7 separate regions of the Mus musculus genome follow, and regions 1, 2, 3, 4, 5 and 7 are each linked to region 6. The links are chromatin loops, found by intact Hi-C in ENCODE. Cell type or tissue: heart. All regions are shown on one strand. Region 1 has its middle 2.7 kb from the start of Ntf3. Region 2 overlaps Vwf (Von Willebrand factor). Region 3 has its middle 120 kb from the start of Ntf3. Region 4 has its middle 6.0 kb from the start of Gm33276. Region 5 has its middle 40 kb from the start of Gm33276. Region 6 overlaps Ano2 (anoctamin 2). Region 7 overlaps Ntf3 (neurotrophin 3).

What was found. A loop is a pair of places that touch in the nucleus more often than their neighbours do. Peaks named below come from ENCODE experiments on the same cell type or tissue, not always from the same donor. Only the 100,000 strongest peaks of a DNase experiment are listed, where the experiment ranks them.
Region 1: a loop joins it to region 6, with 6 times the contacts of the local background. A loop is called at or near these places in 22 of 42 quality-filtered maps.
Region 2: it touches region 6 in a loop (2.9-fold over the local background); 4 of 42 quality-filtered maps call a loop at or near these places.
Region 3: it touches region 6 in a loop (2.0-fold over the local background); 2 of 42 quality-filtered maps call a loop at or near these places.
Region 4: a loop joins it to region 6, with 4 times the contacts of the local background. A loop is called at or near these places in 4 of 42 quality-filtered maps.
Region 5: it touches region 6 in a loop (5-fold over the local background); 7 of 42 quality-filtered maps call a loop at or near these places.
Region 7: a loop joins it to region 6, with 3 times the contacts of the local background. A loop is called at or near these places in 22 of 42 quality-filtered maps.

What each region holds. Positions count from the first base shown.
Region 1 is chr6:126,165,656-126,169,655 of GRCm38, reverse strand. It overlaps a transcript of Ntf3 not described here. Among named protein-coding and RNA genes, the nearest start is that of Ntf3, 2.7 kb to the right of the region's middle. In heart, a CTCF peak has its summit at 1,650; DNase peaks (open chromatin) are centred at 1,635 and 2,645; H3K4me3 peaks cover 1,963 bases; H3K27ac peaks cover 1,657 bases; H3K27me3 peaks cover 935 bases.
Region 2 is chr6:125,620,410-125,624,409 of GRCm38, reverse strand. The region is part of intron 18 of Vwf (Von Willebrand factor); the gene reads right to left. Among named protein-coding and RNA genes, the nearest start is that of Ano2, 68 kb to the left of the region's middle. In heart, CTCF peaks have their summits at 1,769 (motif pointing left) and 3,451; a DNase peak (open chromatin) is centred at 1,902; H3K27me3 peaks cover 868 bases.
Region 3 is chr6:126,040,298-126,044,297 of GRCm38, reverse strand. No RefSeq gene overlaps it. Among named protein-coding and RNA genes, the nearest start is that of Ntf3, 120 kb to the left of the region's middle. In heart, no CTCF peak of the experiment used is centred here; no DNase peak of the experiment used is centred here.
Region 4 is chr6:126,370,012-126,374,011 of GRCm38, reverse strand. No RefSeq gene overlaps it. Among named protein-coding and RNA genes, the nearest start is that of Gm33276, 6.0 kb to the right of the region's middle. In heart, a CTCF peak has its summit at 1,819 (motif pointing right); no DNase peak of the experiment used is centred here; H3K27me3 peaks cover 496 bases.
Region 5 is chr6:126,404,266-126,408,265 of GRCm38, reverse strand. No RefSeq gene overlaps it. Among named protein-coding and RNA genes, the nearest start is that of Gm33276, 40 kb to the right of the region's middle. In heart, a CTCF peak has its summit at 2,310 (motif pointing right); a DNase peak (open chromatin) is centred at 3,375.
Region 6 is chr6:125,953,044-125,957,043 of GRCm38, reverse strand. It overlaps Ano2 (anoctamin 2), which reads right to left. Exons shown (of 25, transcript NM_001364562.1): 15 at 1,271-1,345. Among named protein-coding and RNA genes, the nearest start is that of Gm24947, 71 kb to the right of the region's middle. In heart, a CTCF peak has its summit at 1,874; no DNase peak of the experiment used is centred here; H3K27ac peaks cover 525 bases.
Region 7 is chr6:126,152,649-126,156,648 of GRCm38, reverse strand. All of the region lies in intron 1 of Ntf3 (neurotrophin 3), which reads left to right. Among named protein-coding and RNA genes, the nearest start is that of Ntf3, 10 kb to the left of the region's middle. In heart, a CTCF peak has its summit at 2,167 (motif pointing left); DNase peaks (open chromatin) are centred at 1,888 and 2,098.

The sequences.
Region 1 (4,000 bases), 210 kb before region 6:
CTCTCTCTCATGAAGTCCACATTAGGAAGTTAAATAAACTGTATGTATGTCCACTGCCTCATTCTGCTCACTTCTTACTGTCTGGGAAGACAAATACATATGTGAAGACACGTGCATGCACACAGGCACACAGTTATATTAGTAAAATATACATGGAACCCAACTAATAAATGCTTTTCTCTCTTTCTTTCTTTCTTTCTTTCTTTCTTTCTTTCTTTCTTTCTTTTCTTTTCTTTTTCTTTTTTCTTTTTTTTTTTTTTAGTTTTTCGAGACAGAGTTTCTTTGTGTAGCCCTGGCTGTCCTGGAACTCACTTTGTAGACCAGGCTGGCCTCTAACTCAGAAATCCACCTGCCTCTGCCTCCTGAGTGCTGGGATTAAAGGCGTGCGCCACCACGCCCGGCTAATGCTTTTCTTTCTAAAGATCAGAATCCCTCACCAGTAGACTGACCAAGATGTCCTTGTAAGGCCTGGGGCTTGCACTGTGACAGGTGTTATGCTGTAAGTTTCAAATTACTGGATTTACTTAGTCCTCCTAATGTACCTGGGAGACTCCTACTACTTTACCAACTCTCGATGGATTTTGATCAGCTAGGAAACCTGTCCGAAAACAATGTTGAGAAGGTTGAGAGCAATGTGAAACATTTGTCACTCTACAAAACCAACCCTTCCAAAAAAGATGTTAGACTGTGACTAACTTATTTATTTTTATGTGCATTGGTGTTTTGCCTGCATGTATGTCTGTATGAAGGCATCAGATCATCTAGAACTAGAGTTACAGACAGTTGTGAGCTGCCATGCGGGTGCTGGGAATTAAACCCACATCCTCTGAAACAGCAGCCGGTGCTCTTAACCAATGAGCCATCTCTCCAGCAGAATACCGCTTCTAATATCTCTACTAGATCTAAGCTGGTCCTTGGAGCCAACATGTGCTTTCCTAAGATGGCAGACATTTTAGAGAAAGCTAAGCTTACTGAATAAACATAGACACATCACCCAGCTACCAGGGACAAATAATCTCATGGGGGGGGGGGGGGATAATCCTCCCAAATAATGTCTCATATATGCTCCAGGGCATTTGGGGACCACTGCTAACTGGCAGGCTAGCCCGTGTGCTTAACACATTTGGCATGGGGAGCCAAAATGATACAGTGCATGGAACGCCCCGACCCTAAGTTCCTATTTCTAATACAGACACCTTTTGCCTTCACTTTGTTTTGGAAATGTAGACTTTCTGCCTTCCTCATCTGGAACAGCTGTCTCAGTGACTCGGGGATGGTGAATGAGAGCAAAAGTAAGCACAAGTGTTGTGGCTATTCAGCCTTAGGACCCTCCAGCAACAGAGGCAACTCAGAGATACTTTAGGATCCGCCAAGGCACGCTACTTATACAAAGGCAAGTAAAAGAAACAACACGAGGTCTAGCTAGCTCTGTGAGCCAAGGCTAACTGCATAATGAAGGGTACCTTTGTCACCTACAGGTCAAACGGGACCACTTTTCTCATTTCCTGGGTCAATATTCACCATACACACACTATTGCTGCATGAGAAACCCTTTCCACTCCAGGTAAGCGGATGGCAGTCCACTGAACTGCAATAGAAGTAAATGCAGTTTTCCAAGCTTTTCCACCTTCTCCTTTTTTTCTGTTTAGAGTTTCAACCACACTGTGGCGCTATTACAAAAGATAAGGGTAGGCCCAAGGCAAGCTCTAGGAATTTGCCTTAGGAGAGAGGGTTTTCAAAACCCTGCTTTCAGGAACCAGGGTCTTCAGATACAATAAGGAGAAAAATCAAGTCCATTGACCCAAAGGGACTGCCAACAGATTGGTGGCCAAAGCCAGAGCATCTGTTTAGAGAGTCCACGACTCAGTTAACAGAAGACATTGTTTTCCATGGAGTGTACACATTCTATTGCTTCCTGCCCTATATGCTAGTAACTCTAGCTACATATATGACTCTTAGCGTGAGTCTTTCTACAAAAACTATAACTCTCCAGTTAGAAACTTGGGTTTGTCTAGAAGTTGCTATAATTCTGACAGTCTTTTATCTGCCTATAAACAAGTGTGCCTTTTTGCCTCTTTTTTTCTGCCCTGCATCTTTCTTTGACTTCTGAACTCCTAGAAATTCAAAATGCCTTTAGAGTATCCTGAAGGCAAAGAGGACCTTTAGCCCTTCGCTGGAAAGAATGAGGAAGGAGAAGAAGAAAATCCTTAGTCAGGTCTTACATAAAGAAAAGGATAAGCGGTCTCCACGGGTTGAGGTGGGGGTCGGGGTGGGGGCAGGTGGATCACAGTTCTTCTACAAAAGTGCAGCCTTTGCTCTCAGCTGTTGCCTAAGTCTCTCCCTGTTCCCCTCTCCTTTCCCCATTCTCCGCCCTCCCCCCAAGACACCGCACATATTTGGCAAGATTAAGGTGTCACCTCTCATATTACAAGGCCTGTTGATTGCAGGCAGAGACAGACCCTCCTGCACCCTTGAGTTGGAAACAATGCACTCTTCCTGACGTCGCCCAGGTCTGGCAAAGGGAGGCGGCCAGCTAGTGCACCGCATCTGCAGAACAAATCGAAGTCTCGAACTCTGCTGCCTTTTCTTCTGACTGTTCATATTTAAGCTTGCCCCTCGTAGACCCCTCCTCCCTCCAGACCGCCAGTGACCGGGGAGCAGCCGGCGGCGGTGCAGCCCACACGTGTATTTAACCCGTTCCTTCCTTCCCAGAGAATCAAGCACCTCTTTGGTTGCAGTCTGTAGAGCCCCGGGACCAGGAGCTTGAGAAATGAGCCCCTAGAACTCCACTGGCAGAGAGACTGGCGGGAAGGGAGGGGGAAAGCAGGGGTGGGGGGAGGCAAGTGCGGGAAGTGGGGGAGGGCAGGGGCGGGCCAGAAGACCGCGAGAAAACCAGAACCTCACAGAGCACGCCCAAGCCAAACCTCCAAAGTGCTGTGTGGCAGGGTGAAGGGGAAAACTCTGCAGCCTGATCGGATCCGGAGGAAGAAGAAGATATTTTGGCAGGAGGGAAGTCCTTCAAAGGGATCGTTGGAGGTGACGTCCTTGGTGGGCCTCTGTGGGTGCTGCAGGCCATTTTCGATGTGGCAGCCCCCGTCAGCCAGGATAATGATGAGGCAGGTACAATCTATCTAGTATGCAGCCCCCGACTCTCCATCCTCTCTGGCCTCCTTTCGCCCCGCAGCTTCTCTCAGCCTTAACCGGTGGGTGCAATTCTGGCACTCCTGGGTGTGGACCAAACCTATGCATCTCCAAGGAATTTCCAGGTTTTGAACCTGGAACCTTGCTAAAGTACATTGCGAGTTGCTTATCAGACTTTATTAGGAGGCAAGGAAGAGGTGGACTATCAAATCGCCTCTCCTGCTGTGTGTGAGTCAAATGTCCTGACAGGAGGCAACTTGGAGAGTGGCAGAGGTGGGGGCGGGGGGAGGGGGCACTTGGACTTGAGTTCCACCTTGCAAGAATGGGGGAGGGAATGAAGGAGCAATGGTGTACTACTTTCTGGTTCTCCGGTTCCCCTTACCACTAGGATTCCCCCCTCCCCCTTCATTTCTCTTGGACCGCAGTTGAGCAAAATCTAGATGCTCTGACCACTGTAAAATCTGAGAGAATCAGCTCGGATCAAGTGTGTGTGTGTGTGGGGGGGGAATCTAATGAATAGCTAAAATAATCTACAAATAAGACCCTTGCCTCCACCCTGAGATCTTTTCCTCGAATGAATCTAGCGGTTGTGCAAGAGAGCGTCGCTACTTTCGGGGAGTCAGGAAGGGGTGCCTTGCTTGCCCTTTCTTCTGGGCAAATTGTTTTTGTACAAAGCGGCGAGTGCTGGGCAAATGCTCAGCTCCAGGGTCGGCTCCTACCTTGAAAGAAAGGGGTGGAGAAGTTAGGGAGTGTGTAGAACGTGGGGCTTTGGCTCATACCTCTCCTTTTCTTTCACGCACACTCTGCGCACACGCAAACCACCCCTTCCTCGGTTGCTTAGCACTCCCACCCTCACCGT
Region 2 (4,000 bases), 330 kb after region 6:
AGCAAGGAAGTAGCCAGGGCAGGAGTCAATAGCAGGCCGGGGTGCGGCAGACATGGGCATCTTCTGCATTGTGTCTCCCTGTCGCCTGCCTCTATCCTGCTGGGTGTCATAACCTAGGACACGTTTGCAAAGACTTCAGAAACCCATGTCAGAAGCCCTGAGAGTATATACACCAGACACAGCCATGTCACACAGACAGTGTCTCCAGAGGGCATGGGAGTGTGGATGGCAACTAAAGGAGAATTATTTACCAGTGAACTGGGAAAAAGCAAGAGTCAAGTGTTCAGAGACAGGCAAATGATGCCCTTCTTAAGGATTCCCCGGGAGCTGGTCTGCTGCGGAGTGCTAACGGATCTTCCAGAGGACTCCTTAACGAGGTGAGCGATGCCTAGCTAAGCTGTTAGTTTTCAAAAATGGAGAAGTAAACTGTACACACATGTGAACCAAATTTCATGCATATGGAATATAGACGTCATTGTTGTTGTTGTTGTTGTTGTTGATGATGATGATGATGATGTTAACCAGGTAGTGAGCTGGGATAAAGGATACTGGGCATTTTTTTCCTTTTTAATTTTATTTTTTTCCCAAATGTTCTTTGACAAGTGGGTGTTATATCCATAATTGAAGAAAATGCATGTCATGTTTGACAAGAATTAATAAGCATCTAGCACCCTAGACTCCTCCAAGGACTGAAGAGAAAGGAAACATAGCAAAGCCACACTCAAATCATGTCCAAGACATGTGGGATCAGGTGACGCTTCTCCCAGGGTCACCTTTTCTAGTCTCAATGCTCTGACACGCTGTCCACAGAGGTTCCTTCCTCCTTCCTCAACCCCTCGGGAAGAGACTCTGTAGCCTGCTACACTTCCTGGGTCTGCTAGGGACACGTGGGTAGGGAAGGAAGCAAGACCTTCTGGCTTGGTGGGCTTAAGAAGAGTTGCCAAGGCCACCCTAACCCCACCACCATGATCCACTGCCACCTCAACCAAGAAGCAGCCCTGGATAACTGCACTGGTGGGACTTTATCTTGAAAGTAGTATAATATACGTTGATCATATACTCTCCCCTGTTACCCTCTCCTGTCCTTTGGGACAGCCTAGGGAGGCCCACAGCTGCTATTCTCCAGTAGTACCTGGCAAGCAAGAAGAGGGAGCTAGTCTGCATGATCCCCCAGTCCAGTGATCTGGTAAGATCCCCTGCAAGCCTGAGTTCCTAGACCTTTGAATTAAATTAGATCCTGGGCTTAGAGGTATGCAGAGGATTTCCATAGCAGAATCGTTGTTTAAAACGATATGTGTGCTCGCACACGCACACACACACACACACACACACACACACACACACACCCCTGCACTGGGGGGTGGAAAGAGTAATATTCTCTCCAGTTAGTACCACATCTCTCGGCCTTAGGAGGTGTCCTCAAGTCCCTTGCCCTGTAAGTGGTGGGGCAGTATGGGTACAAAGAGCTAGAAAGAAGCCAGTCCATTGTATCATTGGTAGTGTTTGAGCCTGCTGCTACCACAGTACTTAGAAGACAAGAAGCCTATGAGATCAACAGAGAAGGCAGCCAGTTGGTTGGAGCAAGGAGAGGCTGCAAACATCTCCCTTCAAGAGCCTTCCAAGGCTCACAATAAAGGATGGGTGGGTTACAGGATGTGAAGCTCACAAAGAATCAATAAAAAGTTGAAGAAGAAAAAAAAAAAAAAAAAAAAAAAGTCCAAGCTTTGTCAGTTTAGACTTCAGTCTGAAGTCTGCCACCTAGTGGTAAATATATGCACACTGCTACAGTTAGTGGAGATGGGTGGCTGCATTTACAAGAAGGGAACCCTACCCCTGCTCACCTGGTGTCTCACCTCTGACGGACACTCTCTGTCCTTCACCTGCGGGCAAGTGTGGCAACAGGTTCCCAGGCCTCCTGGTGTACATACTGTCTATGCTGACCTCCCTTCCAAGAGTCACCCCACTATCAAGAACCCTGCATGGATGCTGCAGGATCTCCATGCTCCCATTTCATCTAGGTGGGTCTATGTGCCCAGCTCTCCTCAAATGGACACCACACCAAATCCCAGCTCTTCAATAGGATAGCGATGCCACAACTGTTCTGAGTTCTCACTAGCTGGGTGCACTCTCCTCTGTGCCCTGATTTGCCTTAGTGTCATCACTATCTGGCAGGCTGCAATATCAAGATAGGGGCTCCGTGTTAAACAAGGGCCGCTATCAAGACAGCATTGATGTGGGGACTGGTGAGTGGGCAAAACATGGCCTTAAAGGAGAAGAAAAGGTTCCCAGGCACTGTGTGGACACTTCCTGACTTGAGAGAGATGGTATAGACACAAGATCCTGGTCAAAAACACTCAGAGAAAGCCTTAAAGAAATCCCTGGCAACTGAGAACCACAGAGATAAAGGGAATTGGCCAGGAAGTGGGCAAGCCAGGTAAGCAGCCATAACTGAGCTATGTAGCAAGTCACTGAAGCTGAAAGTCTGACCTGAAGGCAGCCACCTCTGCCCAGCATGTCCTTTGAGAATACGACAGTGCTGCTGACGCCTGTAGAAGACTGGAGAAAGCATGGCAGGGATACCCACCAAGCGCTATCAGCTCATGATTGTCCAGTAAGCCTTGTCCAAGCTCAGAGCCTCATCCTCAGTCCGTCTCAAGAACAAGTACAAGGCAGAAAAAAACTGCTTCGTTACCCTTCTCTGGAAATTGCTCTATTCCTCACTGTACTTGAATGCCAAACAGACTACTCACTCTCCAAAAATGTTTGCCGTCACCTGTCCTCAGTGGTTCTAATCCATCCATAGCCACAGCTCAATGTAACTGAGTCCCACCACACGTCGTTTAAGGGGAAAGCAATCCTATCGGATAACTCACACTAACGAGTGAGTGACTCTTCCTGTGGGGATTTGTCATGCTGTAAGCTTTTTATAAAGTCTTGTTCATTAACCAAATGAGCATATTCCCATCATATTTCAGTGAACCTGGTTAGGTGACAAATTGTGACTATGATAAGTATTTTTGAGAGAGATGGGCTTTCTTGGATCTTATAAATGCTTTTTACTTAACAAAGCATTCACCTCTCACGCATGAGGCCCCGTAAAATCTCTGGTGTCCAAAAATGAAGCTCACTCTAGACGGAACCTTGTACCTGGGATCTAGTTTTTAAGAATAATTTCCTGTGTCTTTCAGTTCCTGACAGGCCATTCCCTAATGTCAGCAAAACTGGGTACCAGTCTGAAAGATGTGGCTGCTAGATCTCAAAGGATCAATCATCATCTCCCAGACGATGATGCGACACATTCTTCAGAGGCCTGAGTATTTGCAAGCCAGTGTCCTGGCCTGAGGTCTAAGAACCAGGCAGGTTGAAGGATCCTGGCTCTGCCCTGGACTCCTACAAGGATCCAAAGCTGTGGATGGAGTGAGGGAAACAGGCCCATGGGCTGTGTTCTGCTGCTGACTAGTGGCGAAATCAGGTAATATCCTAACTTAAAGGAATGGCAGCTGCTCCAGGCAAAAAGTTCAGGAGCATTGTCAACGAAGAAAAAGTATTAGCCTGGGCTATCCAGTAAGTTCCAGACCGGCCCGAACTACAAAGTGAAGCCCATCACAAATATTCAAAACCATCAGGAAAGACTTGAGAAGCCCCCTTTCAGTCACCCATGGTTAATCTGCATGGACTTACTGTGACCGTGGTCACCATGACACCAATACAAAGCCACTGGAATGCCTATGACTCCCCTCTTTAACCTTCCCTCTATACCCTTCGAACCCAATATTACAGGTGAAGAAACAAAGATCTGAGGTGACTTGCCACTTGACTCAGTGTGGGGACCTAGGACTGGAAGCACCAAATCACCACCGCCGTGGTTCTTGCCACTTGTAAAATCTCCCACCCCTACCCCTTCGAGAAGACCTTGGGGCAGCTGCGGGCGGGGCGGGGGGGGGGATAATCTGCTGTCTGTAGTGGAGCAGAAGGCCTCAGCTCAGCAGGAGGCAGGCCT
Region 3 (4,000 bases), 87 kb before region 6:
ATTTGATCCTTTGGCTTCTCCATCTTAATTCTCACTTCCATAAGTTCCTCCCACAGGCCAGTCACATCTCCCACTGCCATTTAAGATCAGACAAGAAACTGCTGAGTTTGAGTGTCTGTCTCTCAGTCTCTTTCTCTCTTTCTCATTTTCTCTTTCTCTCTATCCCTATCTCATTTTGTCATCAATGACTAATGCATTTGTAAGGTTAGTTGTATGGGCAGGGTTTGCAACAGCAAGACTTCCATTTATCTCACAAGAAGCCAAACTTAAATACAACAAAGCCATGACCATTGTTTTGAGGCAGGGACTTAGTAGAGAGTTTCTGAATCCTCCGGAGCCTTATTGAGTCGAACAGAATTCCATTCCCACAAGTGGGATCATCTGAGGTGGGTCCAGTCTGGAAGTCTTCATGCTGTGAGGAGGCACAGGATGAAGACTTAGCTTCTATTTATTACACCTGGTTTTTTGATATGAAGAAAATGTTACCAGGTGTGATGACGCACACTTTTAATCCCAATGCTTTCAGGAGGTAGGAGACTGGTGGAGTTCAAGGCCAGCCTGTTGCACATAGAGAGTTCCAGGCCAGCTGGAGCTCTGTAGTAGAAGCCTGTCTGAGCACACACACTCATAAAAGAAAAAGAAAAAAGAAATCCCGTTGAACTGATTCATACCAAGCAACCATTAGAAGGCATTTATTTCTGTCCTCTATAGGGAAAGTTTGCTGATGGCTAAGGAAAAGACCCAGTTCATCACCAGGCCCCTCCTCATCCCAGTCCCTGCCTAGGTATGGACCGCTTCTCTTCTCAATGTGTCTGACTCAGATTATGCCATTTGTGGAACCGGAATTCTGTTCAGCTCAACAAGGCTCCAAAGGATCCAGAAACCCTTTGCTAAGTTTCTGCCTCTAAACAAGGGCCACAGTTTTGTCATATTTAAGTTTGCCTTCCCATAAGAGAGATAGATGGAAGCCTTTTCTTTTGCAAATCCTGCCAACACAACCTACCAGCCTTATAAACGCATGAGCCGTTGGTTACAAAATGAGTCATAGTTGAGAAAAGAAAGGAAAACAACAGCACACACACAAGCTGGTTGCAAATGACCTCTTGGAGGTAAGTACTGAGGTGGCTTAAGCTCTTCTGTTTCTTTTGCATTTTCTAAATCTTCTTCCAGGACTGGAGAGATGGCTCGGGGGTTAAGAACATATACTTCTCTTGCAGAGAACATATGTTAGGGTCCCAGTACCCACACACGGTGTCCCACAGCTGCCTCAGACTCCAGCTCCAGCAGCCCCACCTCCCTCTTCTGGATTCCCATGGCACACCACTGCATGACACGTGCACACTTACACACATAAATAAAAATGAAAATTTAAATTAAAAAATGAATATTTCTCAGTGGACACATGTAATTTTAAAAATTAAACATTATTTTGAATCTATGCATGTGACTGCCTGTATTGTATGAACACAAATAAACTTATGTCAAGTATTAATATATCTGGATATAAACTAATGTGAGATATTTATACACTATATCTGGGAAGGGAATAAGATAATGAGTGACCTTATCTATTTTTTCTTCCTTCATTATTTCTGAGTTTTATTCACAATGTTTCCTCACGAAACCATAGAACAACAATAATTTTCTCAAAAGCCAAGAGAGGGAATTTTAATGTTTGCTCTGTTTTTAAGACCTCGGCTACCATTTCTCTACCCAAAGTAACAAGCATTCCAGAAAACTCTCTTTCTTGAGTACACTATCTCACTGCTACTGCTACTGGGATAAATAAAGCACTGGCATCCAGTGGTCTGTCTGGTAACAAGCATGAGCCTGAGCTTATCTGAGCCCAAGATGAGAGTGAGTGGTATAATCTCTCATGCTCCCGTGGTACTATGGAGGGCACTACTCAGTCTTTCCACAGTTGGAACCTGCATGGGGTCAGATTAGCTTGCCGTTCTGTATGCTGTGTAGACCTCCCCAAGTGGTTCTTTCAGACCTGAACCTGAGGATGTGAACCTAGGCTGCCACAGGCTTCTACACACTATTGGGCAGTGGGTAAGATTGAAGGTTAAAGCACCTATAGAATGGGAAAGAGTGGAGCCCCTCCCCCACCACTAACCTGTTCCTTTTCTTGACTTCCCTTTTTTTTTTTGCCATTACAAAAGAAAGGTTGTACTTCTGTTTGCTTATTATTTACCATATCATCTTTGCTCTACATTTACCATAAGCTTAATGGGAGTATTTCTTCTACTGGACAACGTCTCCTAAGTGCCTTTCCATATTTTGAGCAGGTACTGGGAGCACACTGTAGAACGGGTGAATCAGTAGTTACTGGGATAAAACAATTGCTGAGCTGTTCCTGCAGTGATAGAGACCCCCCATTACCAGAACAAGCTTCTCACAAAAGATCTCTCCAGAAGAGAAGAGATAGCACAACAAAGAGTTGACTGGTACAGAGCCTCAATTCTTATCCCAGGGATGGCTAATGCCCAGGATGCTATAAAATCACCATTATCGTCAGTTCTGTGTGAACAGCAGTCTTCTGTCTCATATGTGCCATCCTCTGTGGGCTTACAGATGGATGCGCCTTTAGGAGGATGCAGGAGTAAAAGCGCCCTAAGCCAAAGCAAGCAGGAAACCATCCCAATACATGCATTTTGAACTTCAAAAGATAATTTGGTGAACTACATGAAGTGACAATACATAACAAGACAGTGCATTAGGGAAAATTGTCAATGAAGAAATACATATGAGTAGAATGAGAGTCTGGAAGCCACAATAATTACCAATGCCAATTATACTTTGGGAAACTGCTAGCTAGGTTCTTGTCTTTTTCATTGTTATTTTGGATTGTGTGACTCTTGATGTACGAATTTTACCTTCATGCTCATATAAAAAAAATGTTTGCTGTACTTTAAGGCAGGAGGAAGTGGATCTCGAGAGTGTAGGGAGCTTGTGAGTGGAGCTGTAGTTCAGTCAGTGTCTGGTGGGCTTCCTGGTGATGGAGGCAACCCTTGACCATTAATTCTCATGGGCCCTGGAATCAGGACTACCATAAATGCAGATGTGAATCCCTGGGACTTCCCCTTGTTTCAAGCCTGGAATATTCATGTCATTAATTCTCATTGAAGTGATATTTTCCTCTCCTTGTCCACCACACACTCTATGGAAGAGCCTGTTGTCAGATGTTGCCACGTTTCTATGTTACTCTACTTAGGACCCAGGCTCCAGGGGTAGTTATAGATATTAAGATATGATACAAGTATGGTTAAGGGTAGTATTACGTGTACAGGGGTGATCTGGGGCATGGTTACCTGGAATTCTAAGAAGGACATTGTGTGCCTTACCATTACTACAGAAGAAGGGATTTAGAAACTCAAGAGGCCCAATCCTAGACACCATCTCACATTCTTAGAGTTTCCGGAAACATCATAGCCCTTTTCTGCTCTCCTCTGGTGCAGGCCCTTCCTTGTATCTGCTTATCAGGCATTAACTAGTCAGATTGCCCTGTGTGGACCTGGAGATGGGTCAAGACGATATAGTGTTGCAACTAGTCTCTGGGCTGCAGAAGGGGCTGAGAAATATAAGAAGCATGATTGACAGTGGTGAACATCAATGGCTTTTCCAATGACTGGCCTTTCTATCCAACTCTTTATGAAAATCTCCCCATAGAGTCCCAGAGAGCAACTACCAATTGACTATGTTAGCATTTCAATATGTACCTCTCACTACTCTATAGTGAATATAAAATACAGCTCCTACTCTTCCTTATAATGCCCCTTACCTGACCTGACTGCTCCCTTTTGCCTTAATAAAGGAAAAGCAAAGTTATCACCTCCTGTTAACATTGTTGACAGTCTTTCTGAGCCAGCCCATGGATAAGCTCTAAGTGCACCTACACTTGCTATGTCCTGCACTTCCTGTTTTCTCTGTTCTCCCTAGCATTTTTCCATTGCATTCACCATTATCTAAAATGACTAAACAACAGTTGGTTCGTCAC
Region 4 (4,000 bases), 420 kb before region 6:
TTTTCGATGCAGCCCAGGCTGGTTTGAATTCACCATCATTCCCTGGGCTTCTAAGTGCTAAGATTGTGTGCAGGCATGACCATGCCTTCCTTGTTCGTCCCCCACTGTTGCAGGATTTTCCCTGTCTAATCACATTAGGGCAGTGGGAGGCTTGTGATTGGACAGGAGAAGGGAGGCAGAGCAAGGAGGTGAGGAGACAGGGAGAGAGGTCTGAGGAGGAGAGGAAGAACCAGAATGGAGGCTGACAAGGTGTTATCAAAAGGTTAGAATAATTGGGTTAAAGCTTTATCATTATCACTTGGCTCTGAAATTATTGTATTGGCATCTTGTAAAGTGTGTTATTATTGATACATAAATCTGATTGGCTAAAAAAAAAATCCAGAAAGATATCTCCAATGTTCGTGATACCAAAGCTAAAGTTAGAAGGAATGAAAGAATTTTGCTGGAATAAGAGGCCATGTGTGGGTATGGGGATAAAAGCTCAACCAGGATGTCAAAGATGATCTAAACTGTGGTCCATTGTAGCAACAGGACTTGAGTGTGGACAGTGAGGGGGTTGCAGTTGCGTGGATGCAACACAAAAATTATAAGGCATATGGAGTGTAATGCTGGAAATTATAGATCAGATTTTTCTGTAAGTTTATTTATAATGGACAGGTTCTCAGTTGGAAACTACTGGTTTGACTGACATGTGTTTGTGGGGCTCCTGCCTACCCTTTGAATCCGTGATGTGTTCCACACGTGCCTTGAGGAACAGGCAGACACACAGGCAGTTGAAGTGGAGGTGGTCAGTGCTATTCTAACACATGCACCGTTATAGGAGGCCCTCTGCCAGCTGCCTGCCCTGTTCAGGGGAGAGTCTGAATGAGGGTGCTCCAGGGGAGCACTCTGCCAGCCTGGTGGCTCAGGGGAGAGTCTGAATGAGGGTGCTCCAGGGGAGCACTCAGGGAGAGCAGGAGCGAACCTGAAGAAGGGTGAGGAAGTACCAAGTGGCTCTCCCTATTGGTGCTGGGCTGGATGGGGCACAGGAAACCATATAGCCTCACTGTGCAGGCAGTGGGCAACTCAAGGTGCAAACCCAAACCAATATGTGTCCGCTTATGGTCTCACAGGCATCTGTGAACTCTGGAAACTTTACCTGGCTGGTTACAACTAGAAGCTAGTAGAGAGCAAGGAGGGACTATACCATACGATAATACCCAGAGATCAACTTTTTAAAAAAACCCTTAAGATTTCGCTCCCTGCAGCCCATTCATCCTGTCATGATGACCCCTAACCATGCCCTGACTCAACCTTGGCCCAGATCAGAGGAACTAAGAGGATGAGGTTTGCATCTCACTGGCCACCAGGACATCAGGGAAGAAAGGAAGCAGAGGGGATCTTTAGGAAATAAAAGTGAATAATTCAAAGCACAGACCACCACAGCAGACTTACTTCTTTCCCCCTTTTATAAGAAGCAGATAATCTGAGGCCCAGAGGGAGAAATTATTAGGCGGCCCTCTACTCTATGTGTGGACATGGCATTAGGGAAGTGGGAAGCAACCTGAGGTTAGGGATAGAAAAGGAAGTTCTACTGATAGAAAGAAGGAGAGAGGGAGAGGGAAAGTGGAAATCCTCCTCCTCCTCCTCCTCCTCTTCCTCCTCCTCCTCCTCCTCTTCTTACATCATCATAGTTGTCGTCATCATCATCATCACCACCATCATCATTTGTTTGTTTGTTTGTTTGTTTTTAGGATCTGGCCTCTGGATTTAACCTCGGCCCCTGTAAGTCACCTTATTCTTTATACCAACAGCCTGTGTATGTAGCAGGAGGAGGGAGGCTGAAAACAGTGACCACTAGAGGGTGCTCAGCTTCCACTACATGCAAGTGTGTGTGTGTGTGTGTGTGTGTGTGTGTGAGGGTGGGATGTCTATAGAGGAACTACCCAGTAATAGTATGACTGACTATTGAAAGCTTCCGGATGTGAACGATGATAAAGGGCTTATTGCCAGGGAAGAGAAGGGTTCATTAGAGCTCAGAGACCTTTGGGAAACCACCACGCACAAGTAGTGGGCACCCTGGAATCCTGAGGATGGCCAGAACACAAAGTTTAGGTGGGAACCCCTAAAGAAGGGTATACAAGTCTTATTTTAAATGGTTCTTTCTAAAATGAGTATATATCAATCAAACCATCTTAGAAGCCCAGCACGGCTGTGAGTCCCAGCAGGGCACCCTGGGTCCTCTTCCCCCGTGGGTTAAATTTGAGGAGCTAGATGTCCTAAGGGACAGCATCTCAAGGGCAGGGATGATGAGGCTGAGAGGTGCCTAGAGGCTGGCTGTGAGTGCCTCCTGCTGGGGCACTATGGGTTTACTTCTCTAGGTACAAGGTAACTAGCTGCCTTGTGTGGTCTCCTGCCCAGGCTATAAGTGACCTTCTGGCTTCAGCTCACCAGGAGGTAAAACTATCCCTATCCCTTAAAAACTGTCTAAGTTACACCTGCTTTGGAAAATAAGAAGGATAATTGGATCTCACTCTGTGGCAAACAGCCGTCACCACAAACTAACTGTGTTCTTAATTATGGAGAAGAAACCGGGATCAGGGATCAGCAGTGGGATTCTCACCTGTCCCTGTCTGTGTCCCCATATGCAAGCCACCACCATGTCTCCCAGGAAAGGAGAAAAAGGGCTAGTCATTAACTGACACCCATGGGATCTGAAGGATACCAGTGGCTCTCCGGCCACAACTCGGAGGCAATGATGAGATTGCTTTTGTGTACTGCAGGCAACGAGCCCGTGTTGATGACAGGCCAGAGCTTCACGCCTAAGATAAATGGCTTTGAGGAGGGGCCTGCAGTTGTGGTTTTCCCTTCTACTCGAGGTTCATCCCCAGGTCTCCTGGCACTTTAGAAAATGAGCTGCTGTAATTCCATTCTGCTCACACAGCCTTCCATGACCTGTCCCAGTTTCACTCTAATATGGCAGCGTGCTCTGTCACTCAGAATGCCGGTGGAGGCCTCTGCAGCTTCTCCTCACAGAACCTTGAGGGAGTTCTGTTTGGCCACGTCCTAAGGAAGAAAAGCTGATGGATCCAGATGACACTTTCCTCACATTTGGAGGCATCAGAGTGGGAGAGCTCTGAGCCCTGGGGAGTGTGGATGAATAGTGATCCTGCCTACAGTCAGGAGAACAGAGAGATATGGCAGGACCTGACCTGAAGACCTCTGCTCTCTTGGTTATTGTTGTTGTGGTGGTGGTGGTTGCTGCTGCTGCTGTTGCTGCTGGTAGTGTTGCGGGGAGAGGAGGAGGAGGAGGAGGAGGAGGAGGAGGAGGAGGAGGAGGAGGAGGAGATGGTGGTGGTGGTGGTGGCGTGTGTCTCTTTTGCCATGAATCAAACCTCGAGCCTTCAGCATGCTACAACCCCGAAGCTACATTCCTAACACTTGGTATTTTGAGACAGAGCTTATTTGCCTGACTGACTGTCTAGGCTGGCTTCAAACCTGCCAGCCGTGTGCCTCAGCCTGAGTGCTGGGATCGCACACATGCACCACTGCTCTCGATCGCCCTCTTTTGAAACGACCAAAGTTATCTGTGATGCTCCGGATTCCTTGGTTTCTGGAGCAGCTTTCTCTATCTAACAGCTCAAACTTACTCCACATCTTCTGCCACAAAAGCGAAAACAACACCATCAGTATGGTTGCGTGTGGGGTTCCAATACTCTGTTATAATCATAACATGCAGTTACTGGTTATTTATTGCTATGTGACATGCTCCTCTAAGACTTGGTAGGATTAGAACAACAGTCTTACAGCTACCCTGTGGGTGAAGAGTTTGAGCTGTGAACTCATTCTACTCCTGTTAGGATCATTCAGTGGGATGTCCTGGACCACCCAACACCAAACACCTAGTATTTGGATGTCTGTGTGTGCCTAGAATGCTGGGGCCACCTGCCTTTCCCCAGCATCCTCAAGGCATCTCTGTGTGGCACTCGCAACAATGAAGTTGGACCCTACATGGACAGCT
Region 5 (4,000 bases), 450 kb before region 6:
ATCCTTTATTAGAAAAGAAAAGGATGCCCACTTAGGGTGCTGAGTACCACATCATGAGATTCTAATCTCGAGCATCCCAAGGCTGGGTATCTGTTTCATTCTCTAGAAACCCTGACAATGACACAATCCCTGTGCCCTGTGTAGTGTGGCATCTACTTAAGAGCAGGCTGGCTTCTCACTACCCCAGAGCTTTAACGATGATCAGGGGTGGGGGTTAAGGACTTCTCGGAGATGCAGTGCTATTTGATAGTTAATTATTTGGCACCCAGTCTCCCCACTCTGTGTCTTACAACTATAAAAGGTAACTGTCATGCTCTCCATTTTATTGATGATTTTGGTTAAAAAAAAGTTCATAAAATATATTCTATACTAAAACTAGAAAGTTTAACATGAAGTCCCACAGCTTATGATCTGAAACTTATTCTAGCTGTATAACAGTTCATTGAGCTTCATAACTTATGAGTCTGGTTAACTTTTGTGTGTAACTTTTAAAATAATAAACTTTGTAGAATGAAAACACACTGACAATGAGGAGACTGAAACTCATAGGAGTTTGTGAACTTGCATGCAACTCCCAACATCCGAGCGACAGTGCCAGGACCTCATTCAGGAGCCTTGGTTCTTGTTATGTCTGGGAGAATGGGTAGACCACAGTCTGGCGTCCACAGTGATCATCCAGTGATTCTTGACTCCCTAGGAAACTGCTGGACCCATAGCTGGGCTCCATTCTATTCCAGGAGTCAGTGGCACCAGTTTCTGTCTTCAACCAAGACCAAAGTTTCACTAAGACTCTGAATCCTCAATCCAGTGGAAAGTAGAACACAAGGAGTTTCTGAGAAGAACCCATGAAAGGGTGGAGAGGCGCTAAAAGCAGTAGCTGGGAACCCAGGAACAGAAGACAGGCATTAGTTGAGTAAGGGGCACAGATATGGGTATGGGACCTGTGCATATGTCATGGGCCTTAGTGACAGAGAACCGGGTTAAGGATGCTTCAGCCATCAGGAGGCAGGCCAGTCCTGCAAAAAGCCTATTTATGACAGAGTGGGTGGGATGCAGCTCCCTTCCTGGGATGTCTGTGAAGTATAAACAGAGCAGTTCTGGGAATCTAGCTGGAGGCAATGGAGAGAGAAATGTTCTCTTTCCAGACCCAAGAACAGATTGGAACAGAGGGCGGGATGGGCAAAGTTGGAAGTTATCCTTTGCACAGAATGAAGTTGCTCTGCATTCTTCTAATGGCAGCAGGTGCCCAGACGTGGCAGTAATAACTGGACAGGAATGTTTGTGTAAACAAAAGAAATATAAATAGACAGGAAAGAGTAAACCAAATATAACACCCCACCACTAAGTTCAAAGTCACTGTGAGATTGACAGACACTATTTTCAGAGGGGCGTGGAAGAGCAGGCAAGCACTATTTATAGACAAGGGATTGTATGTAAACTCTGACAGGCCATGACTGCTTTCTGCAGTGTGGTTCATGGTCCAGCTCCCGCTCGGATGGCCCATTGTTTTCTCATCCTCACAGGGAAGACAGCCAGAAAGAAGAAAGACCAAGGATGCTTGTCTTTTCCCATGCGCATGCCTGTACGTATACACTCTCCACACCAGCTCCTTTCTTCTCCATGGTCGCTGTATAACATGGCATTCTCCAAGGCTGACTTGACATGCCTTTCTAGATCCTAACACAGGTCCAGCTGGTGCTCCCTGCTCCTCCTCCTTAAGCACACATGGCACATCCCATAATTTCTTCTGCTGCTTTTCTGTTTCTGTAAGGGCTACCACCAGCCACGTGAGGATAAGGCTGCAGCTTATGTCTTCAAGCTAAGTAAGCACACAGTAGGAGAGCAGGGGAGGTTTGAATGGACAATGCCCCCCATCTGCTCATACACTCTGGTCATATGCTTTGGTCACAGTAACGTGAAAGACAACTGCAGTTTGCTTACTTTCTCACTGACCCAGAGGAAACCTGAGCTTGAATTGCACAGAGACGTTTTCTGTTTGACAACTAGGGTACCATGCTTGACTTCTTGCTCACAGGCTGACGGGTGGCTCTACTACTTACATTTGTTTGTACTTTCGAATTTTCTGACATCTTATAATAAAAGTGTCTATACTTATAATTTATACATTTTATCTACATTTCTTCTGCTTCCAAGTGACTCCTTGTTAAGAACAGCCCTAGCCATTTCCAGAATATGGACATTACATTTTTCTCCATCATGATATTTGCATCCATATTAACTTAGGAAGTCCCTGCTCTTTTGAGTCTTTTTGAGTCGTTTTCCTCCCCAGCTCCCCTTTGGATGTCTCCTAGCCAGAAGGGGGCAGCAGCCCCTTAGTATTTCCTTCCATTGGTTGGGAAATCCTTTGCAATACTCTGGAAAGAGATTGGAATAGTTATCTGGGATTTGCTGGGGAAGGAGAATGGGGGTCACATGACCAGCGTGCTAGAGAAGAATGTCTTCGGTGTGTCATTTGCTCACAGGTGCCTGACAATCTGGTCTCATTGGATGACATTAGAGAACTCAGGTCTTTGATATTTGAAGACCCACGCAAAGTTCTGGGGCCCTGAAAGCTGAGAGGTGCTAGATAGGATGCAAAGTGCATAAACAAAGGGCTGTCTGGGTAGGACATTGTTGCAATGCACCCCCTATTTTGTTGAGAACGGAATCTGAAAAAGATCCCTAGGGGAAAGGTGACATGCTGCTCAGTCAGGTTTTTTAGAGCTAGGATTGCCATTGAAGTTTGCCATCTGGGTCCATCAAGAGCTTCTCTGACCTCTCAGGGAATGGTGGTGGCAGATGAGGTATTAGAATTTAATTTCTATCCAAGACAAATCCCACAAGTCAAATTAGCGATCTGGTAGGTGCTGAGTCCATTGACTTCATTCCATCGAACAGCCATAGGAAAAGTGTGGGTGCTTCATGCAGGGACAGAAGCTGCCTGGTGTTCCAGGTCACATAGGAAGTGGGCAGAGAACAGAACTGGCTAGAGATCCCCAGGGTGTGGAGTGGGAGATAGAGTCCTATGAAATCCACCCCCTCCCCCACGTACACTTCCTTCTCTAATTCTACCTGGTTCAAATCTTTAATATGTAGGGTGACATTTTCCCCAAAAAACTATTAATAGAAATCAAAGCAGCAGGGAGATAGATGTATTTTTTCAAGGACAAACTCTGTTGTTCTTTTCCAAAGAAACAGAAGCTGAGAGACGTAAGGAGAAGGAAAGATGCACCCATATAAGTTGGCTGTGCTTTGGAGGTTGGTGTGGTCAGAATGGGTGGGTCACATTGTCCCATGTGACTGAACTGCCCTGTGGGTGACCCAAGTGAATTCCGTCACTTCAGCTCTGCTCTTGAAGAGGAAATGGAGACCAATTCAAGGAAATGCTGGAAATGGCCCTGGTCTAGTTCAGCCTGGGGTCAGCCTTGAAGCCTACTCTCCTTGAGTGGCACATTTTCAGTGCATGTTGGACAAGTAGGCAAAGCTGTTCATTTTGCTTTCTTCCTCTTCTGGGCCCCTTCAGGCTGGCGGCCTCTCTACGTGCTTGGGAAATCGAGCATTCTAAGGCCAGTCTGTGCTCCCAGATCTCCTCTTGATAAGCGTTTACCTCCTAGTGCTCTTCCGATCAGTCTTTGCTCTGCATTTCCTGGTCTTTGCGGTTTGTCAGCTTCTTCCCATTGCTTGAGCTTAGTTGGCGTGTGTTAGGGTGAATTATGAGAGCTAAAAGCTCCCAAACCTCTGGCATGCTGGAACAGTTCCCTGAATGTGGCTCTATTGCAAACTGCTGTCATCATAGTTTTTATCAAAAACATCTCTTGCCCCCAGGACACGACTGTTTTCAAAGCATTTCTGTCCAAAGTTGCTTGTGCAGATACTCAGGAGATTATTTCTTCCATCTCTGTCTAGTTCTCGGCGAAGGATTTTTTTAGCAGTGTTTTGGTGTGTACAAATCTCACTCTCTAGTGTGATTATGAAAACCGAAACCAAAGCTTTCACACTC
Region 6 (4,000 bases):
ATTTTCCTTCCTTCTCTGTTTTGGTGCCTAAGAATAGCACTAAGCACACAGTTGCACTCATTAAATACTTCCTGAGTGAAGAATAAACTCTCCAACAGTGATATGCTCCTTATGGGAGGCCCCAAAGCACTAAATCAATTAAACTTTCTATCATCACATAGAACACATCACAGCTCAATGCACCCTTGAATAACCTGTCATGCCTTGGGCTTGTTTGGCAGCAAGAGGCAAACGAATTTAGACTGCTAAGCTTTGACAGCTCTTCACTTTGTTTTCAGAGTGAGGAACTGAGTTTGATGATGTCTAGGCCAGCTAAAAACATTTATGTTTTGGCCAAGGTCTCCTTACATAGCCCAGGCTAGCCTCAAATTTGAAATCCCAAATTTGACTCTATCTCCAGAATGCTGGCATTACAAGAATGTGACACCAGATCTAGCCCAGTTTAAACTTCCTGTCCCCAATAATTAGGATGCCAATATTAATAAAGACAACAAGCTCTAGCCAGGTCAGGAATAATTCTTCCAGTGAGTTCAGAAAATGATGATGATTCTTGCAGTTTTTAAAAATCAAATAATCCCCTTCTCTGCAATGCATATGTCATCCTGCTAAGGAAACTGAGTGTTAAACTCACAGTCTTCTTAGCTACACAAGGCCTCACAGTAAAGAGGGACTGGTGTTAGTGACCTAAAGTGGTCCTTTGATGACCTTTTCTGAGACCTTCAAGCTTAAGTTGCTAATCTGACTCCACCAAAAACCAATCTCAGGCTCTTCCCTCAACTTTTTCCAACACTGCCAACATCATTAAGTTCCAAAATAAGGAAACAAATAAATAAAACACAAAGCTTTCACAATCACAGGGTAGTGCAGAAAGAGTAAGTGCAGCATCCACAGAGACAAGGAAGGCTGTGAGCCCAGCTGGCTCTCCTCTGTGGCTTCCAGACACTGATAGCATTCAAGAGACGCACTCTCAACTCAATAAGGCCACCACACCCACCACCACCACCACCACAGTTATGCAGCCAGCTCCTCTGCACTATACCTTCAAGTTCTTGGTCTGGCTAAGTACACATCCCTCTCGCAGGACACTGTAACTTATATACAGTGACCTCAGTATTAGGAAAGTCTTTCTCCACCATTCAGCACTATGGCCTCACTTTTGTCAGCCCCTTATTATCCCACAGCATAAAAAAAAAAAAGCCCACCTTACACACACTCACTACAAGATCAAAATGCACACAGTCCCAGACAGGTGGTCCCTCAAAGAAATTACCATAAACAAGATGGAGGCAAAGTTCATCAAGTATCCTGGGAAACGATCTTTCCAAGTCAGTTTATCTTCATCATCCTGAGGTGAAACAAGAGAAAGAGACAATCAGAAGGCACAAAGAACAGATATTCATCAATTTCTATTTTTACATAAATTTGCATGCCAACCATTTGCTGCTTTATGGATATTTCTGTAGTCACTGATGTCATCTTACTCTCAATATCAACAGTAGCCCTCTTAATTTTGATTGATAGCATACACCTCAAATCCCAGGACTCAGGATGCTAAGGCAAGAAGATCGTGACTTTGAGCCCAGCTTGGGGTTCAGGGAGAGGCTGTGAATCATAGCCCTGAAGATGTTTAGAATTGAGACAGCAGCTCTGGCAACCACAAAAGACCCTGAAGACCATCTGCAGCCATGTTTGCAAAGTGCAGAGAAAATAGCAAAGAACATGGTGTTAGCCTGCAGGGAGCCACTCATCAATGCATGCAACAAGTCAGACTCAAACTTAGCTCGGCAGGACCCCAGCCCCTGCTCCCTTTCCTCTCCATCTCATGCTGGTCTCAGAACAGACCTGATTTGGCTCTAGCAACAGTGCCATCTAGCCTCGGAAAGCCTGTACTGTAGGCTGAGCATCTTCTCTGCCTACAGCTTCTTTCCATCATCCTTTGTGTGTCCATAGTAGTGCCAGACATAATAAAGAGACTGAAGAAAGTCCTTCCAATTGATTATTGTCCTTGAGGGTTCACAGCCTAGAGTGACAGTGACAGTCCAGACACCCTTAAAAAGTGAAGAATCACTCATTAGCTCGGGAGTGAGGGCCAACTAGGGAGGGAACTATGGGGGCTGTAAGGAGAGGCAGGATTTGTCTTGTGCATTTGGACCAAGAGTAGGGTTGAGCTGGCTTGAGGGGCAATGCTAAAATGCTACTATGGTTGGGGTCATTTAGTTCTTAGTACTTTCACTTGAAGATCGTGTATAGAAGTCATTTTACTTCAGTTTTCATAATGACCAGAGAATGTGGTCTCAGGCTCCCAGTCTAACAAGCTTTGCATCACACCATAAGAACAAACTCAGTTCTAGATGGTGACCATTCTGAAGAGATGAGACTCACAGAAACCTGTTTCCCATCAGACTGGGAATGAATAAGATTTATTCACATTCTCCCAAGTGACGCCGAACAGAAAGAGGGTGTGGGATGCCTTCTTTCCATCCATACTCTGGGTTCAACAGCACTCCACGGCTTTCCTATAATACCCTGAATATATTGTCAAGGAAGTCTCAATATAGGCTGCTGATGACACTGCCCCAAAAAGAAAAATGGACTCATGGAGGGGCTCCTCTGTCTGTGGTCTTCCCAGATACAGCTAAGAGCTTGATAAACACACTTGGGTCCAGTCCACTCATCAGACCCAGCCTGAGCACTTGTGATGGAACAGACTCTGGGAAGATGCTGAGAACACAGAGAGGAGAAAGCCGGAGAGGGCCAGAACTAGTGTAAAGACCTCCAGGACCACAGAGACAAGGAAGCCAAGATGAGTTGGACAAAGAAGATGGTTTTCACTATTTTATGTGAAAGGAGACAAGAGAAGAGCATTGAGTTAGATGTCCTCGAAGGAGAAAAGCATTCACTGTTGACAGAGATAGCCTTGTGTTTGTTGGAAGATCACCCCTTTTATGTTTATGGTGATGGGGTTTTGTTTGGAAGGCACACATCCGATCACACACATAGTTCTTACATTCAGACATTATCCAAACACAGGAAGCTGAGAGGAAAGTCAAGATTACACACTGTCCTCCAAACTAGGTTACTAGTTAAGATAACAGCAAAAACAAAAAAAGTAGTTTATTTGTTTTGTGTGTTGGTTTTAGAAATGAGGTCTTCTTACATAACCCAGATTGGCCTTGGATTCATAATCCTCCTGCCTCAGCCTCCTGCTTGCAGGGACCTCAGACATGCACCATTTACCTGGCACGAAGCAGTTTTTAATGATAGGAGCTCGGCACTAATAAAAGAAGCCAAGGCAATTCTGCCATTCACAGGTCCATGCAAGGTGTGAGATTCACTGTAAAAGGCTATCCACTTCCTAAAAGTCACATGACCAGGGTGTGGCACAGCAGAAAGAGAACTAGAATTGGAACCAGAACATGTGACCTTCCCTGCACTTCTGGTGTGTGTGTGTGTGTGTGTGTGTGTGTGTGTATAGGCCATGGGCCGACTTCTGGTGCTCTTCACCTTTTTATTGGGATAGGGTCTCTCATTGGCTTAGAACTCACCATGTAGCTTAAACCAACTGGCCTCCAAGCCCCAGAGACTCTTATACCTCCCCATCCCCCAGTATTGATATACAAATGCACCACCATGCCTGTTTTACTTTTTGTTGTTGTTATTTAAAAATAAAAATATGGGTTCTGGGACTGAACTTGGATCCCCCGTACATAGAGAGCAAGTGCTTTACAGACTGATCCATCTCCACAGCCACACAGCAGTTTCCCTACTGTAAAATAACCATATCCCTTGTTTGTAAAGCAGTTGTAGACATCACACTAAATTAGCATGTGTTTTGAAAAAGCCCATTTAAGAGCATTGCAGGCATACCAGGAGAACTCCTAGACTGTCCTACCTATAACATGAGGATAACAAAGCCAGTCTCACCAAAGTGGCAGAGGTATTGTGAGGGTCACATGAGTGAATGCACAGGACAGAGCTTTAGGAACTGTTTGGCGAATAC
Region 7 (4,000 bases), 200 kb before region 6:
TAGTTCCATCCTGTGTCTAGCAGACCTGTTTCTGCTGGTTTATAAGGGACTTCCATTGGGTTCAAGAGTGAGATGCAGCTGTAAAACTCACCTGATTTCACAACAGGTGTGTTCCAGCGCTGAGAAGAAGCTTGGCTCTGCCGACACCCAGCTGGTTGTCTAGGAGAGCTTAGAGCCTTCCTCCCTGCATAGGACTCAGACTAATGGTGAACTTTATATAGCACCCTTTCCTTCCATGGGCCTCTGCTTCCTGATCTGGAAAAGAAGGGAGCTGGACTCACTGGCTGATCAAAAGGACCTGCGGTTGTTACTGTTCTGTGTTCTGATGTTCTATGTCTCTACTCTTCTCTCTGCCTCCCTGTGGTTCACGCATGGGATTTTCAGGTACTCCTTCTGGCCTGGAGTACTTATGTACAGAAATGTGGAGGGGGTGGTGGAGGAAATTAAGTTATGTGATGCCAGATAAGTTATTGAACATATGGATGAGTGAATGTTTATGGGGTGCTGGAGAAGCAAGCTTGCCAGATTTGTGGCGGATCTTGGATTGCTAGCTGGGAGCATGGGGGAGAGGTTTATGTGGGATGAAATTGTCTGTGGGTAGCTAAATTCAGTAAGCTGTATCCAAAAGATACTCAACTGTGCTCCCTGAGACCAGTCCTGCCTCTGATGCTGCCAGAGACTGATTGCAACTTGGATATTCTTGGCCCATCCTGGGGCTTGTTTTCCTTGCCTATTAAATGTCCAACTTAAGAGCTTCCATGACTGCTGGAGTCTTTCCTGTCTTCTCAATAGATTGTAGGAATTTAAGGCTAGAAGATAAACCTAGATGGATGGATGGGAGGATGAATGGATCAAGAAAAGGACACCCTTAGAAAGTTTACAGGTGATGGGAAATAGCCTGATGCAAAACAGATAGGAGTGGCCAAAGCATGCGACTGTTCCCGAACTGGAGGCATGTGTGCATGTGTGTGTGTGTGTGTGTGTGTGTGTGTGTGTGTGTGTGTGTGTGTTTATGTTGTGGTTTGAATGCTCATCTCTCCAGTTTCACCAGTAATATTAAAATCATCTTAGACACGTTTGTTTCTCCATTACCTTCCTAAGAGAGGCCTCCCTGCATTCCCCCCAGAGAGCCAGGGGGCTCCTTTCCCAGCACCCTCTATGTTATAGCACTTAACAGCCTGGGCTGCATTTGCATTCCTCTCTTCTTACTAAAGGATGAAATTCTTGAAGAGGGGTCTGTGCTTGTCATCTTCGTGTTCACCAACACCTGGATGGTCTGCCGCGGAAACGCATTGACTGAATGCATAGACATATGAGGGAATTGTTGGTGAGCTTAGTGGTAGATGGCAACAGGGACTGGGCTCAGAGATGTGATGCACCTTGCCACGGGTTCAAAACCCGTGTCCTCTGTTATTCTCTTCTGCTCTGTCCCAAAAGTTAGGTCATAAATGCTGACTGCTTACTTGCCAGGAAAGGCTATTTTGGCTTTCCTTTGGACCCTTTCCCTCATGCCCTAACCTACCTACTTCTGTATATTTGGGGTCTTGGTCTTGGGGAAGTGGGTGCCACTGTACATGAATTGGAGTAATCCCTTTGAGATATTTAGAAAGTGGGTCTGGATACGTGTGTAAAGATAATTCAGTGTGTGTCCTTGCTGGTGGCCCTGTGCTAGATGTTAGAGAAGATGCAGAAAAGGATGAGGCCTTGACCTGCAGGGCTGAAAGTAGATAGGAACAAGTCATGTTATAACAAGACTCCAAGGGAAAGAACAGTGAGTATTGAAGGGGGAAGGAAGGCTCCCTGAGTACGGCTATGTAGTGTGAATGAGATAAAGCGTCCTCTCCATTCACTTCTGTGTGACAGGGGTTGCATCACTTCTGAATTCCCAAGGGCCTGCCTGGGGTAGAGGAGAGGATTCTCGGAGCCTTTGGTTCTTCATGGCAATAGTCTGGGGAACATTCTGGACAGTTCAAGAGGTGGCACTCTGGGCAATGTATGAGCTCCCAAGGTTGCATTCAGAAGTGTCCCCTTTTGCCGCTGAATCAGCGTAATGAGAAGGAAGTGGGAAGGCAGCAGATCCTCCTCTAAGAATTGTTTCCCTGCCCCCTCCACTGACTTATATGCATCATCTCTGCGGCCACTTCGCACATAGGGACAGACTGCCATCTACTGTCCACTTTTATCCTCTGAGTCCTTCCTTTTCAGCCAGCTCCTTGTCCTTCCTTCTCCTCATCTTTCATCGTTACAGATACCACAGGGAAATAGACAGTAGGTGCTTATATGATAGTTTCTGCACAACTTAGCACACCATGATAGGTGGTTTTCCTCTCCACTTGGTGTTGTTTAAAAGGGGCTGCCTGGCATCTCTCTAGGCTTCCTAGGGTTCGTTAGCAGGAATACCATGCGAAAGGCAGGATCTCACCACCATGACCTTGGGGTATCCTTAGGAGATCGGAAAGCTACCCAGTAGGATGAAACACAGTGTATCTGAAAAAATGAAGATGACAGCAAGGACTGCAGTGGCTGTGGGGTTTACAGGAAAGTCCTTGCAGGGAAAAGGTAAGTGTGGACAGCTTGTCCTGCATCTCCACTCAGTAACTCTACTGGTAGGAAAGACGGCCCTGGTCCTGAAAGCTTGAGATGTCTTACGATTGTCCCCGAGCCAGTTGCTGTTTGATGCTCCTGGAGCAGGAGTGCAGGCACTGTAGCAATGGAGGGAGCGTGAAATTCTCCCTGCTACTCCTGAGTACCCCTTCTCATACCTCTCCTAGACTTTCTTTCAAGAGCACGCCTGCCCAGTGCGGGAGACAGAGCATCAGTGTCCTGACTCAAGTCTAAGACACCGTCCTGTCTGAATCCATTTCCCCCAGTAAGCAACCAAGAGTCTGTTGGGGTTTCCTTTAGGCTGTTTGTTTGTTTGTTTGTTTGATTGATTGATTGATTGATTTTTCTTTAACACCAGTCTTCTCTCAAGCCCAGGGTGACAAAGGATTCACTTTGTAGCCGAGGATGAGCCATGTACCTGAGTTAGTAGCAATTCTCCTGCTTCAGCCTGCCAAGCTGGGATGATAGGCATGTACCACCATACCTGGCTTGGCTTGTATTTTAATTCCGGTGAGATTACTTTGGAATAACTCTTTGTCTTATTCTTCAGGTGTTTTTGTTCTTAGTGTTCAAATTGCCTCCAAGGGAATTTTCAGAGTGTTTCTTTCCTGTTCTTGCCCTTAGATAAGGAAGTGTGCCTATGACAGAGGGCGGGGAGGGGCAGGACAGGAAGAGGGGGTGGATTCTATTGGGTATAGGAAAGCCACTCAAGTTTGAGGATCAGGTTACTACTTAAAGGATCTCAGCACCTCACTACAGTCCTCACACAGTTTCTTGCTTTCTCTTTGGTTGCCCCAGTGCCCCTTTAATGTTGCCATCCCCTTTCAGATCTGCTGTAGTGTGACTTCTCCATATAACAGTCTTCCTGGATTTTGAGGGGACCCCTTGACAGAGATAAAGTTAAGCCAAGGCCTATTAGAAAAGGACGTTTTAATTTTTTCTTTATTTTTACATGTATGGGTGTTTTGCCTGAATGTATATCTGAGTGCCTGGTGCTGGAGGGCCCATAGAGGCCAGAAGAAGGTGTTGGATTCTTTTGGAATTGGAGTTACAGACAGTTGTAAATTGCAATGTGGGATCTGGGACTTGAACCCAGGTCCTCTGAAAGAGCAGATGAGCCATCTCTCCAACCCCTAAGATTAAGGTTTTGACCAAGAAGAGTCAGGATATGGGATGGTTAGATTCCAGATATTTATCTGGGATAGAGATAAAAGGAAAATTCTCTCAGACCAACTAATATAGAAAGAGATAACCAGTCCCCAGCAAATTGCTTGGTGCCAAGGATACCAGGAAATGGTGATAATTTTCAGCTGGCTTGTGATATAACTTGTAATGCTTGGTGAAAGCCAGGGCTTGAGGATGTAACTCCAGAGAGAGGAAGAAAACAGCAAGAAGT